Linked DNA regions of Homo sapiens: region 1 is linked to region 2. Evidence: chromatin contacts called from ENCODE Hi-C data. All regions are on one chromosome and are shown on one strand. Each heading gives the region's core, a stretch centred on a gene start or an enhancer-like site at or near the end of the contact. The rest is flanking DNA. Distances are from core to core; before and after follow the strand shown.

The links. Hi-C counts contacts between places; a loop is a spot of excess contacts on that map. Pooled maps may share reads with other maps.
Region 1: a map of IMR-90 shows a loop between it and region 2 (6-fold over the local background). The contact joins two enhancer-like sites. A Hi-C loop is called at or near these places in 3 of 168 maps with a recorded cell type or tissue (IMR-90, dorsolateral prefrontal cortex and endothelial cell of umbilical vein) and 8 of 50 pooled maps.

Annotation. Positions count from the first base shown.
Region 1 is chr22:47,171,434-47,178,874 of GRCh38, reverse strand. TBC1D22A (TBC1 domain family member 22A) reads right to left here. Exons shown (of 13, transcript NM_014346.5): 13 at 3,182-5,377. The coding sequence ends at 5,249. Among named protein-coding and RNA genes, the nearest start is that of TBC1D22A-AS1, 260 kb to the right of the region's middle. RefSeq lists enhancers at 1,934-3,024, 7,122-7,441. Within about 2 kb of position 3,099, at least 6 of the 41 ENCODE cell types and tissues checked have a DNase peak (open chromatin) inside an H3K27ac peak, as active enhancers do.
Region 2 is chr22:46,840,193-46,847,802 of GRCh38, reverse strand. The region is part of intron 4 of TBC1D22A (TBC1 domain family member 22A); the gene reads right to left. Among named protein-coding and RNA genes, the nearest start is that of TBC1D22A-AS1, 72 kb to the left of the region's middle. Within about 2 kb of position 3,846, at least 2 of the 41 ENCODE cell types and tissues checked have a DNase peak (open chromatin) inside an H3K27ac peak, as active enhancers do.

The sequences.
Region 1 (7,441 bases), core at 1,850-4,349, 330 kb before region 2:
CCATGATTCAATTATCTCCCACCAGGTCCCTTCCACAATACATGGGAATTACAAGAGCTACAATTCAAGATGAGAATTGGGTGGGGATACATCCAAACCCTATCACATGGGGTGTCTGCTTTGTAATGATTCTCCGAGAGCTAGGTTTGTGTTGTGTCTGCCACTTCACAGCTTAAATGTAAAAACAGCAACAACGAAAAACCACTGCAAAATATTCAGAAAAAAATACAGACTAAAAGAGAGAGGGTATTTGTTTTGTATTGCTGCATAACAGATGATCATAGACACAGCCCAAGGTCACGCAGCCAGCCCTGGTGGGGGCAAGTGGCTGGTGAATGATTTTCATTTCTGTAACCATTGGTGATGTGAACTTCTCATGGGTCACCTGCACCACTTTTGTGAACTGCCCATTTTCTGTGCTGTGCCCATTTTTATCAATTTCCAGGAACTCCGCATGCTGAGGAATCTGAATCCGCCTTGCCTAGGTGAACCAGCGTGTCATTCACACTTGTCTTTGGTGATGAAGGTTGGGTCTTAGTCGTCCCTGCCATTTGCTTTGGTAGCGCATACTACGGATATATATCATCAGTCTTTTTCTATCTTGTTTTTGCCACTGGCGTCATGCTAAGAAAGCCTTTTACCATTCCCAATGATAAAAATAGCCATGTATTTTTGAGTATTTGGGGGTAATTTTTATATTTACATCCACTTATCTGGAAGTTGAATATAATTTTTTTTCCTAAAAGAATAATCAGGCCGGGCGCGATGGCTCACACCTATAATCCCAGCACTTTGGGAGGTCGAGGTGGGCAGATCAGTTGAGGTCAGGAGTTCGAGACCAGCCTGGACAACATGGTGAAACCCCGTCTCTACTAAAACTACTAAAAAAATTAGCTGCGTGTCATGGCGGGCACCTGTCATCCCAGCTGCTCGGGAGGCTGAGGCATTAGAATCACTTGAACCCAGGAGGCAGAGGTTGCAGTGAGCTGAGATCACACCACTGCACTCCAGCCTGGGCCACAGAGCAAGACCCTGTCTCAAGAAATAAAAAAATAAAAAAAGAAAGAATAGCCAGCCTCATCTTGTCAACAAAATGGACTACGGCTGGGTCACTCACACAGGACCATGTAAGCGGCCGTGTGCCTCCTGGGTGGAGGCCATCCTGTGCTGGGGACCCTCCATGCCAAGGAGCTGCAGGGTGGGTGTGGAAAGGCCTCACAGCTGAGTGGGGGCCACCCCAAGCAGCCCGCAATCCCGCAGGGCAAAGTGCAGAGCCAGAAGGAAGCCAAGGGGCTGGGGCTGAGAGAGGAGAGGAACGGTGGGGTGGACTGGGGCTGGGAAGGCCCCAGGGAGGTCCACACCCCGAGGGGTCTGAGTCTTGGGCAAACTCCCCAGGACTGCGGCCGAGAGCAGATCACTGGGGCCACAGGGCTGACGAGGAGCCTCCAGCTCTGGAGGACGGCGGCATGGAGGCTGGCATGCTGCAGCCTGCGATGGCGCGTGTCATTCTGCAGCCTGTCCCCAAGTCCTCAGCGGAGTGGGTCTGCTTGAACACAGACAGTATTCCTCCTGTTTCCATCCATCGGTGACACGGCACAGAAGCGTCCCACCTCCTAGTTCTTCCAAAAGTACAAACCACAGAGACTCTCCATCTCCTACTCCCCAGGACCCCAATGCTCCCCGACGCGTCTGACCTTGCCAAGGGCACAGCAGTGGTGCCAGCAGGCCGAGCCTCTCCCTGGGACCGGGCAGGGTGAGGTGCACAGGACAGCAGCCACCACAGGTCAGGGATTGATTTCAGGACCCCTGGGCTCGGGCCACCCACAGGAGCAGAGTCTGCACAGGCTGTGAAGACCTCAAGTTGGGCCCGAGGAGCCAACTGCTGAGCTGCAAACTCCGGGGAATCGTGAAGGTGAATGGCAGTTGCTGGGCTGTGACCTGGAGTCAGGAGCTGAACACCTGGTGGCTGCTGGGGACAGCCGATCTCCGTCCTGCAGCCTACGACCCTGCAGACCACAGCCAGGCAACAGTGAGGTCAGCCCATGTGCCGGGCCACCGGGCCCAGGAAGGCAGCCCTGCCTGGCTCAGCTCCGCACTGGGTCACTGTGGAAAGAGAGGTGAAGAGGCTACTCCCACTTTGTGGAGCCACCAGCCCACCCGTGGGGACAGGAGCACACCCCACACCTACGGGGACAGGAGCACACCCCACACCTGGTCAGTAGTGCGCACCCCACACCCGTGGGGACAGGAGCACACCCCACACCCGTGGGGACTGGAGCACACCCCACAGCCGGTCAGTAGTGCACACCCCACACCCGCGGGGACAGGAGCACACCCCACACCCGCGGGGACAGGGGCACACCCCACACCCGCGGGGACAGGGGCACACCCCACACCCGCGGGGACAGGGGCACACCCCACACCCGCGGGGACAGGGGCACACCCCACACCCGCGGGGACAGGGGCACACCCCACACCCGCGGGGACAGGGGCACACCCCACACCCGCGGGGACAGGAGCACACCCCACACCCGTCAGCGGACAGCACAAGGCAGTGGAAAGCCAAGTGCTGCCAAGGGAGGGTCCCGAGGGTGGGGCACCCAGGGGGGTGTGGGGTACCTGAGGGTGGGGCACCCAGACGGGGTTACTCAGAGGGGTGTGGCGCACCTGGAAAGCTGCCCTGAGAAACTGAGGCCCTTTGAAGGGCCTTGCTTCAGTAACACAGGGCAAGGAGGGTGTTTCAGTGTGTGGGTGAGGGTGAGGCAAGTGTATCCCAGGAGAGGCGGGGGGGACCCCAGACCCTGGTGCCTACCCCGGAACAGCCCTTTTCAAAGCAGGTGCTTGACAGATGTGGCCCAAGGGGAGGTCCCTTGTTCAGGAGCCTGACAGGGGCCAGCCTGGACCCCACACTCCCGTGTTCCAGCTAGTGCAGAGCCGGGCTTCGGGGGTCAGACTGGTTTCTGAGTCTTGCCCCGCCCGGGCAAGTGGCATCCCTGCACCACCTGAGCAGCTGCAGCCCCATCTCCCTGAGAGGTCCTGCGGGGGGCAGCGAGATCACGGGTGCTGCCGGGCCCACGCTGGTGCGCCGCAATGGCCCTGAGCTCAGACCCTCGGCAGGGCTGGGCCAGGGTGCCCCTGTCCTCGATGGGCAAGTCCTCGAATCACAGGCCAAGGCCGCGGCTTTGTCACTGATCTTTATTCCGTGTTTTTAGCGCACCACATCCAGACAGCACACCCCGAACATTCCAGATGGATCTGCTCAGACTTAAGGCCCGCGGCCAACACCTCTCACATTCAGTCTTGGCGTTTACATACATGAGGAAATGCACACAGGGCTGAACTCCGTGGAGCTTCCTGTTTAAAACATCAACCACCTCGAGAAGCAGGTCAGTTGTGTCCGCAGCCTTCTGGCCACACGGCATGATCTGAGCTGGAGAAGGGGATCCTCCCAGGGCTGATCTCGGCAAAGCGACATGGGGCTTCCTGCACACGGCCGAGGGGCGGCTCTTCTTGTGACGGAATCCCCTCCCCATCTAGAAAAGGAGGCGGCAGGAGGAGGAGGCATGGCTGGTCTGAGGAACCCTTGACCCTGGGGTGGGGACACGGAAGGCAGGGGTAAGGCGTGCCCGCATCTGATGTGAAGCAAGCCCATCCCTTTGCTGGTTTGGGAGCATCTGACGTTTGCACAGCATTTTGTGCTAATTTCCATGCTGTGTGTAATGACCCTGGATTTTTAAAACAGAAGCAGAAACACACACATCACTTATGCCTGTATGTCCCACAGTCTCTGGCAGTGTCCTAGGGCCTGGGAGAGGACACGGCTGCTCCTGAGGGACAGAGGAGAGTCTGGGAAGTCAGTCACCAGTGGGTCGCTGAGGACGTGAGCCTGTCCTGGGCTCAGGGATCAGACAGACTGTGGCTGTGGCCCTGCCCGCATTCCAGGGGTCATGCAGCCTGTGACACACCGAGGGAACGCTGGGAAGCCAGTCCCAAGGCCCCTGGAGCCAAGGACACAGCCCTAGCAGGGCGCTGGGCAGGGACCAGCTCTGGGCCCTTCCGCACTTAGAGCCCCAAGGAACCAGTCCACAGCGGGAACCAGTCCAGGGCAGAACCAGTATACAGCGGGAACTGGTCCACGGCGGGAACCAGTCCACGGCAGAACCGGTCCAGGGCAGGAGTGGTCCAGGGCAGGAGTGGTCCATGGCGGAACCGGTCCATGGCGGAACCGGTCCACGGAGGAACCGGTCCATGGAGGAACCGGTCCATGATGGAACCAGTCACACCTCCCCTACACCTGGCAGACCTGGACAAGGACAGCAAGTCCCAGGAAGTCTCCAAAAGCTCATTCCGCTTCCAGGCTGCGGTGAGAAGAGCACTGTGGTTCAGGGCTTTGATGACAGGGACGCGACCCCCTGCCCGTCTGCCAGCCCAACATGGCCCGACAGCCTGGGTGGGCCTCCAGGGGCTCTGGCTGAGGCCGGCGCCTACCTGCGTGGCGGGGCCACTTGGCCCTGGACCTCAGGGAGGTGGGGGTTTCTCTCTTGTAAAAGAGGTTCAAGGTGGAAAGTAAGGCGATGGCGAGGCCTCCCTCTGCTCCCAGCCTTTGGTCCCACGGCCTCCCAGGCACTCGGCGGGCTCACGGCTTGGACTCCAGCCTTCAGCTTCCCAGCCACGTTTAAACCAAGCAAGCAGGAAAACACACGGAGGGAAAGGGCCAGCAGCAGTGAAATACAGCTGTGAGGGGACCTCGCGGCACAGAGACCCCGGGTCAGCGCAACGTCTCGGTCTAGATTTTGTCTACATTTTATTCTTTCACTCAACAGAATAGAAGTTTTGCATTTCAGAGTAGGTATGAGATGGCCACTACCTCGTTCCGGCCCTGGCACCCAGACAGCAGGACTCCAAAGAGGGTCGGCCTCCTAGGCTGCCCCGGACTAGGGGCAGCACGAGGCAGTCATTTGGCAAGGACATTGCAGGGAGAGGGAGAGGGGACCCCTGACCTGCCTCTGGCCGCCGAACCCGGGGCCCTCCCCTGGCTCTCTTTGGTATCTCAGAAAACAAAGGCTGTCCCTGTCTTTGTCAGCCCTAGACCAGGTCTGTGGCCCATCTTCACCAGCTCCCCTGGAGGGTGGGGCCACCTCACAAGGCCTTTTAGCAGCCCGGGACCAGCTCACAGGGGCCTACCACCAGCCAGGCAGGTGGGGCGCGCCACCCGGGACAGTGAGGCCAGCTGCGGGTGGGCCTGGGCTCATTTCTTGTAGTGATTGGGGGCGTCGGCAAAAGCAAACTTGAGGCGGTAGGCCTCGGCCAGCAACAGGCTGATGTCCTCATCATCCCAGTGGGCTGTGGGCAGGTTCTGGAGGAAGAGCAGCAGCTCCTGGGGAGAAAGAGACAAGCCCAGGTCAGAGGAGGTGACCCACGGTGGAGGGCGGGTGACCCCAGAAAACTGGAGGGAAAGATACAAGCCCAGGTCAGAGGAGGTGACCCACGGTGCAGGGCGGGTGATCCAGGAAAACTGGAGAGAAAGACACAAGCCCAGGTCAGAGGAGGTGACCCACAGTGGAGGGTGGGTGACCCAGGAAAACTTGCCCAGCCGGCAGCTGCTCCCTGCTCAACCCCAGAAGGGCCCCAGGCCTCGCCCCACGGCCACCGCCCCATCCCAGCAGCCAGGCAGGAGGCCCACTGCGCAGCTCCAAGTCCGGCATCTGAGATGTCGTGGCAGGGGCCGCCCAGAGCTTCATTTAACTGAATCCCCTGCCCCTCAGGGGGAGACCCAGCTCTCGGGGCCCTGCTGCAGCTTTGCAGCCTCCGCCCAGGAGCTTCCCACTCCCACAAAGCCTGTATCAGCCCAGGAAGTACCGCAGCACCCCTGGAACTGCCACTAAGCACAGATTTCTGTGCACCAGGAGACCCCTCCGGGCACCAGCACCATCAGCAGATGAAGCCCACACGAGGGGATCACAGAACGGAGCCGGCTCAGGCCCACCCCGGGAGCCCAGGAGCACAGCAAAGCGCCAACTGGCCCCTCCTGCATGACCACCTCACACCAGTGGGTTGGGGTGCAGGGCTCCACCAAACCCAGCTTCAGGTCTAGGTCCAACCTGGTGCCCTGGAACAATGACTCCACCCCGAGGCCCAGCTTCCTCCTCTGCAAAATGGGGCCACCATTTATTTATTTATTGCTTTCTAATGTGCTTATTTGCCTTAGACTGAGATTTAAAAATTAATTCCAGTTACAACCAAAGAAGGCCTTTCTGTGGAAGTGACATTTGATCAGACTCTTAAAATTCAGGTAGGATTCTCATAGGTAAAGATAGGAGGTAAAAGGTTTTACATAAAGGTGAATGACATGCATGTAAGTAGGAAAATAGGGAACTATAGGGAATAAGCAACAATTATAAGTCGTTCAGTGTGGATAAAATCATCTTACATGTGTATTTTTAAAATCTCGCCTCCTGTACCCTTCATTCTCCCATTCTACTTCCCAGTCACAGCATTTATTGCATTGAATTCACATAGTACAAATTTTTATTTACTGTAGTAAATTACTGTCAGGGCTGCTGGACAGACTGGGAAAACACACATACGGCCAGCAGTACAGCCAGCACTGGGTGGGCACACAGTGGGCTCCATGGGCATGCTAGGTAGACACACCAGGCTCACTGAGCGGGCACACTGGGTGGACACACAAGGCTCACTGGGCATGCTGGGTGGGAACACCGGGCGGGCACACCGGACTCACTGGGCTCACTGGGCACTCTGGGTGAGCACACAGCTCACTGGGAGTGCTGGGTAGGCTCACTGGGAGTGCTGGGTAGGCTCACTGGGAGTGCTGGGTAGGCTCACTGGGAGTGCTGGGTAGGCACACTGGGCTCACCGGGCGCACTGGGCAGGTGCGTTGGGCTTACTGGGAGTGCTGGGTGGGCTCCTCTGGCCTGCAGCTGGGCCGTGTCTCAGATGGGCTATGGGGGCACTGAGTCCCACCCCCAAAAGACACATGGGCGACTGTCTCCAGAGCTCATGGTCTGGAGGCCGGGATGCGGACACTGAGGAGATGGAGACTGACCTACGTCCACTGAGGCCACAACGGGGAAGGAAAAGCACAGGTCCTCGGGGGACCCCCCACGACCACCGCCTGACAGCCCCGCCCTCCCACATGACCACGCCCACATCCACAGCTGCTGGCAGCCCACCAAGGGCAGGGCAGGTCTCCGGGGACCCCAACACACAGAGGGCTTGGCAGAAGTAGGGATCAGAGAGGGCTGAGTGGCCAAGACAGCCTCCTGCAGTGGGGGTTCTCAGAAGAGAAACAGGGGACCATCAGGTCAGGGCCAGCCCAAGCCCAGGCTCTGTCATGAAGCTGGGCAGACTCCCTGAGGGAGGGGTCTACACTGCTCAGATGGCCCTGTGGGCTCTGGTCCTCGAGAATTTGCCCCCAGGG
Region 2 (7,610 bases), core at 2,597-5,096:
CATTTTCCCTCCCTGGAATGAGTGGGGCACTCCTCTCCAAACACAGAGGACCAACAAGCCTGGGTGCCTCTACTACAGGGTTGTTTTGTACATAAAGCCCTTTGTAAGAAAGGACTCAAAAGTCCTAACCTGAGAAAAACACAGACCTCAGACATCATCAACAGACCTGGCAGGCATGACTTAGACCAACAGGAAAACCCAACACACCCCACATTTTCCTACAGACACGTCCACACAGTGGGGCAGGAGGAGCGTGTGAAGAGAAGGGATAGAAGAAAGGCAGAGAAGCAGCAGAATGCGTAACAATGATCATTCTCAACGTGCAGAAAATGTTCTTGACAAACAGAAGTGAGGAAAATGACACATAACATAAACCAGGCCAACCTTCATGCCTTAGGACCTACTGGGTACGTCTAGGGCAGATACTGGTAGATATGTAAACCAGCACTGGCTAGGTGACTTCTGCTCCTCCGAAAAGGTGTATTCTGGCCTTTACAACTCTCCAGGACACCTGAGGCCAGGCCTCCTGCCTCCCAGGTCTCCCATGGTGGCAATCTCTTCTACACTATTTCTCCTATGTGGGAATCTAAATGTCAAACTAATGGCACAAAACATACCAAATGCCTCCAGGTTAGGCCCACCTGGGGTCTCCAAAAATGAGGGAGAGGTCACCGCAGAACTGGTTTTCCACACTGCAGAGTCCTCAGTCCAGTCCCAATTGACCAAAGATCATTAGTTGCACAGCCGATAAGGAAGGCTGATGGCCTCCAAGGCCCGGCCCTGGACTGCTGAACCCCACGCGAGATTCCACAGAAGGGGACACCCGCCTAAACAGTCTCTCGACGGCACCAGCACCGGGTTCTGAAAACCGCAGGAGTTGTTTTGTTTTTTGTGGAATGTATACTGACGTACAGAAAGGGGAAATGACAGGATGTCTGGGGTTTGCTTTGAAATACTCCAGCAAAGGAGAAGGAAAAGAAAAAGAAAAAGAAAAGAATGGGACAGATGAGAGGCTGGTGGCATATCTTGATACCCGCCGAATCCGGGTGAAGATGAGAGGCTGGTGGCATATCTTGATACCCGCCGAATCCGGGTGAAGATGAGAGGCTGGTGGCGTATCTTGATACCCGCCGAATCTGGCTGATAGGTGTGTTGCTTCACTGCACTGTTCTCTCGATCTTTGTGCATGTTTGAAATTTTTTATAACACAGTTTTTTTTGTTTTTTAAGTGTGAGAGATGGTAAAGGTGGCCCAGGCCTGATGACAATGATTGATGATATTCCCATTGGGGAAAACTCCGTCCATTTCCCGAGGAGCAGAGCCTTTCCCTCTTCTGGAAAAGAAGTCACCCTTCCTCCCACACTTAAGCACCCCACAGCCCACAGTGAACTGTCTCCTCTGACCTCAACACTGCTTGCAGGGTAGCTCTTCAAAGACGGAAAGCATAGGTGAGTAAGCGATGTCGCCACGCCCACTGACAAACATACATACAAATGGATCAGTGCTGCTAGCAACAAATCCAACTCACTAAACCATTCTCATTGAAAGATCACAACAGCTATTGCCTGTTTGCCTCATTATTTAAAACCACATCATGGTATATGTGTGCTGTTGAGATAGATGAGTAACAGGAGAGGGGAGAAAAAGCACTCGGCACATTGCTGCCTTCCAGATGCATTGTGATAAACTCCATGGTTTCTGCCTGGCAACAATACTAATGGCAAGATACCCATTTCTTGTCCCAGACAGATGGATGTCTAAAAAGCATCTCATCTTTTAAACACAGAATTTTTTTACCCCTAAGCCAACATCCCAGCCCTCCCACAGAGCCCTGGCTGTTGCCAGCTCCCCGGCTGCTCCTGCGGGCCGACTGCAGCAAGGCGTATCCTCCTCCTGGAATCGGCTCGCCGCGGTTCCTTCCTGAGGGCTGGCGACCCAACGCAAAGCAGGAACGACAGACTCTGAAGTCCCCAGCTTGCAACTAGTACATGATCATCATTCTATCACTTTCAAATAAAAGAGCCTAATATTTTGAGCATAATGATTTTAAGGAGCTCAACAATTTCTTGGCATGCATTATTCATTTTGGGACACAACACTGTTATTTCACTGAGATTACTGTAAATCGCTACATGAAGAGCTGGCTTGCATGAACAATTAAATGATAGATATGATAAACTAGATTTATAAGCTTTATGTTCCCATAACATAAATTCCTTGAATGATTTAACTCAGCAGAGCTAGAAAATTCTTTCCAGACACCAGGTTCGTGGATCTCCAGCTCCCCCATCAGCATTTAATGAAAACTTACCTCAAAACCGAAAGGAAAAATATTTAATAAAAGGCTTAATATTACTACGGTAACCGCAGCAAGTTGTTTCAGAAATGAATAATAATAGCTCTGTTAGGTGCTTCATTAAAAATTTTCCAACCAAATACTGCCCTTAATCTTCTCCATGGAACAAAAGACTTATTCAGGATCCATGTAGAAGACTGAAAATAACGTCAGATACAACCTTGTGCCCAAGCACAGACGTCCTTACGTCTCAAGCACAGAGAAAGATGGAATCTAATCAGCTAAGAGGAGAGAAAGTTGGGTATTTATCCTAAAACAATTGATTAACAATCTCAATATCCCACTGTTACGTTCTTTCCTCCACGGATCAACAAAGACATTCCTCGTCTCACCAAAATGGCCTTCTCCTGGCACAGGCAACCGCCTGCAGATAATGCAGGAATCAAAGACTACAGTCACTGGACGCCAGGGTATGACCAAGAAACACCAGGGCCCACTGGACTCCAGGCACAGACAGGACTCCCTTCTCCAGAGAATTCCAGAGTTGGAGAAGTCCTAGAAACCAAATCTGACTATGGCACAGGACTTTTGAGACCACCCAGGCAATACTTGCTGGCATGAAGGAGGGCGCAGCATCTCCAACCCAACAGTCTCCTACCACTCTCCACTTAAGAGCCCAGTAGGACCCCTGGGCCTGGGATGACCCCGCTCAGACGTCCAGGCCAGCCTCACTGTGCTCAGACCGTCAACTGCTATGATGCCTGCAAGTGAGCAGGAGGGCTTCATTACAACTGGGTAAGTGACTGCTCCAGACCCCACGGGGGACCCAGATGGAAGCATCCAGCTCAGCCCAACCCTTCCCAGGAATCACTCGGCCCCACCTCTGCCTGGTTCACTCTGGCTGTGCTGTGCTCCTCTACCCACCCATAAGCTCTCCCCATCCTTATACCCAGTCTCCTGCAAACTCACTTCTGTCCCACCACGTCAAGCTGACGACTCAACCACACAGACATCTGGCACACACTCAGTCACTAGCTTTATGCTGGTGGCTACACTGCCTGGCACAGAGGAGGTGCTTAATGAATGCCCACAGGGGGTACAATCAGAGGGAGACAGGGCTGCCCAGATGCTTTATAACTAAATGCAACTAAGCTTATAAACTTCTCCAAAGAGGAGAGTAAGAAGAGAAGGAAGCAGCACGCAGTGGAATAGTTCACGGTCTACACAGCAGTTAACGGTGTACTCAGTGACTGCTGGACATGGGCACCGTGGCATGGCAAGACCACAGACGGGGATGCTTCTCAATGAGACTCCTACTTGGAATGCTTAGAACGGCTTGATAAGAATGTGCTTGGACCAGAGTGCCCACGCCCAGCATCTAGCATGCCTTACCCACATGTTTACACCCACAGGAAGGCTGGCTGGCCAGTCCAGCCCAAGCTTGTACTCCTTTGCAAATGACAGCCAAGAAGACAGAGACCGTGTGACCCTCAAGACCGAACAACCCCACAAACATCTATCTGCCTTGAGATGTCCTGACCCCATCCCAAATGCTTTCTGGCCCCAGCACAGCCAACGGCATCTGCCAGCATGATGAATGGAAGGCAGCTGTCCTTCCCGATGATGTGAGAACACAGGGTGCTGCCGGGTGCTACTCCCCAGGCTGTGTTTACGCTCACAGGTCAATCCGCTGTGAATGAGATGCAGTTTATTTTCATTAACAGAAAAGCTTGGCCTCCTTCACCCCAGGGAACTAGGATATCATACATCTCAGTTTACCCAGTTCACCGCTCACCTGCCCCTCTTAAACTGTTAAGAGTGCCCCGTTTACCCCCAAAACAGATGATAAACAATATGGCCCCTCTATTGAAAAACCCCAGAAGTCTACAGACGTCATCTACAGAACGCGTGATACCCACTCCCAGCCCCAACTTGCTGGATGGGTGTAAAGGCGTCACCCAAAATGTACTGGGGGCCACACTCTGTGCTCTTTTGGGCCCAGATAACAAAGGGGGCATGCTGAGGTGGCTTAATAACAGTGAATGATTCATATTTGGGACAGCTTCAGAATAAAGCCGAGTCTCAATCCCCTGGCATCCCAGGAGGAAGAGCTGCTGCAGCACCGGCCGGGCAGCCACTGTATACCCGTGGCTGTTTTATCTCTGCAGGGGAGTTATTATCATAAAAATCAATGACAACAACAACAGCTGACTTGACTGAGCGCTGCTCTGTGCAGGTGGTGGTTTGTATTACTGTATTAGTACACCGAATGCTCGTAACAACAGAAGCAAGTGATTCCCACTTGACAGATGAGGACCCTGAGCTAAAGGCGAGCAGCAGAACTGGCTCAGTGCCTCCCCTTGAACCACCACATTACAGTGGGTCATTTCACAAATGATGCCCTGAAATCCGGCCACCCAGCTGAACGCATGGAACTAAATCCATTTCCCACCAACTGCCTCAGGTACGCACAGTGTGCTCGAGGCACTGCAGACACTCAGAGACAGCCAAGTCCCAGGGTACATCAGGATCCCAGCCCTGCCATTCTGCACTCCTTCCATCTCCTCATGAACATGGGCCGCAGCACCTCCTTCAGCTCCCTTCTCATCGATGTCACCCAGACACTGCTCCATTCAACTGTGATGCTGTCAAGGCATGCCCTGGGCACGCAACAGCAGCTCTGGAACATCCCTACCTGTCAGGGCGCCAAAGCCCTCCCTCCCCAACTCATCTCCCGAAGCTGCCCGCTGGGCGTGGCTACACAGTGTGTGCACTGCCAAAGGGCCCTGGAGAACGTTCTGCAGTAAGGCTGATGTTCTACAGTTTGATCGGAGATCGCGCTGCACAGGTCATGCATTTGTTAAAACTCATCCCACTGATTTTTGTGCTGCAGGTTTGTACATTTCATGGTGTAAATATTACCTCCACGAAAACCCTAAATCAAGTTAATGACATGCATACTCAAGTGTTTACGGGGAGAACTGATATCTACAACTTACTTTGAGATGCATCCAAAAAGAAGAGACGGAATGATGGATGGACAGACAGAGACAGAAAGAGAGATGGAGGAGACCTAACATACTCTATATGGTGGCCTCAATGGATGGCCATGACAAGTCTTTCAGCTTTTCTCCATGTTTGAAAAGTTTCAAATAAAATGTTAAAAATAAATTCCAAGTCTTAGATCCCATAGAGACCCAAACCCATGACTGCTCAGCCTATATGGCTTTTGGCCGAATGAGATCCCACATCTTAGTTGTCCCTATCATTCAAATGGCCCCAAAGAAAGCAGCTTGTTATTTCAGCTCTGGGTTCTTCATGCCTTTACCAAAGAATGCAAAATTGATGGTGCCTGTTTTAAATTAAGGAAAAGTTTTTAAGTTGCAGCAAAAATACCTATACCTGTAACTTACAAACCCATCTATCCTTGTTTCATGTTGGATGGGCCAAATAATAATACAGAATGTTATTATTAGGGATACCAGGAATATCTGGATGCAATTTTTTTCCAGCTTAACAGATGTAACCAAAAAGTAAAAATGGTATGCAAATAAGATGTTCAACATGGGATTCAGATTTACGTAGACATTGTGAAATTACTACCAAAATCAAGTTAATTATATCCTTCACCTCACATGTTACAGTTACCTTGTGTGCGTGTGTGGTAAGAACACTTAAAACCTACTTTCTTAACAAATTCCAAGTATACCATACAGTACTGTTAACTATAGTCATCATGCTGTACATGAGATCCCTAGAACTGATTCATCGTATAAACGAAAGTTTATACTCTCTGGCTCACATCTCCCCACTTTGCAGCCCTCCAGTTCCTGATAACCACCATTCTACTCTCTACTTCCAGGAAGGCAATTTTTTTGGATTCCACATATAAGGAAGATGATGAATATCTTCTGGGTCTGGCTAATTCCATGTAGGATAATGTCACCCAGGCTCATCCATGTTGCTGTAAATGACAGGGTTACCTTCTTTTTTAAGGGTGAATAATATCACTGTCTCACTCCATTAGTACTGTTAAAACAAAATACCTGAGACTGGATAATTTATAAAGAACAGAAAATTTTTTCTCACGATTCTGGAGGGTGAAAGTCTAAGATCAAGGTGCTGGCAGGTTAGGTGTCTGACAACGGCCCTCTTGCTGTGTCCTCACATGGCGGAACGGCCAAAAGGGACAAATGTCATGTCCTCACATGGCCAAATAGCAGAAGAGAGTGAACCCACTTCCTCAGGCCTCTTTCTAAGGGCCCTAACCTCATCCATGAGGGCTCCACCTTCATGAATCACATCACCTCCTATAGGCCCCACCTTTGAATACTATCACATTGCTGATTACATTTCAACACATCCATTCTGGGGATCATTAAGGCCATGGCAATCCCATTTTCTCTCTCTCTCTTTCTCTCTCTCTCTCTCTCACACACACACACACACACACACACACCCATTTTCATTACTCATTCATTCATCGGTGAATACTTGGGTTGTTTCCATGTCTTGGCTATTGAGAATAATGCTGCAATGAACACGAAGGTACAAATATCCTCTACGAGGCACTGACTTCATTTCCTTTGGATATATACCCAGAAGTGGGATTGCTGGATCATCTGACAGTTCTGTGTTAAATTTTTTGAGGACCCTCCATACCGTTTTCCATAAAGGCTATATCAATTTACATTCCCACCAATGGTGTAAAAAGGTTCCCCTTTCTACAAATTCTCACGAATGCTTGTTATCATTTGTCTTTTTTTTTTTTTTGTAGACAGAGTCTCGCTCTGCCACCCAGGCTGGAGTACAGTGGCGCAATCTCGGCTCACTGCAACCTCCGCCTTCTGGGTTCAAGCCATTCTCCTGCCTCAGCCTCCCAAGTAGCTGGGACTACAGGCGCACACTACCATGCCCAGCTAATTTTTGTATTTTTAGTAGAGACAGGGTTTCACTATGTTGGCCAGGCTGGTCTCAAACTTCTGACCTCGTGATCCACCTGCCTCAGGCTCCCAAAGTGCTGGGATTACAGGCGTGAGCCACCACCCAGCCTCATTTGTTTTTTTGGTAAGAGCCATACTAGCAGGTGTGAAATGATAACTCGTTGTGATTTTTATTTGCATTTCTCTGATTAGTGATGTTGAGCCCCTTTTCATATACCTATTGATAATCTGTATGTCTTCTTTTGAGAAATGTCTATTCAGGTCCTTTGCCCACTTTTTCATCAGGTTATTTAGTTTGTTTGGTTTTCATTTTTGCTGTTGAGTTGTTTGAGCTCTTTATATATTTCAGACATTTACCCCATATCAGATGT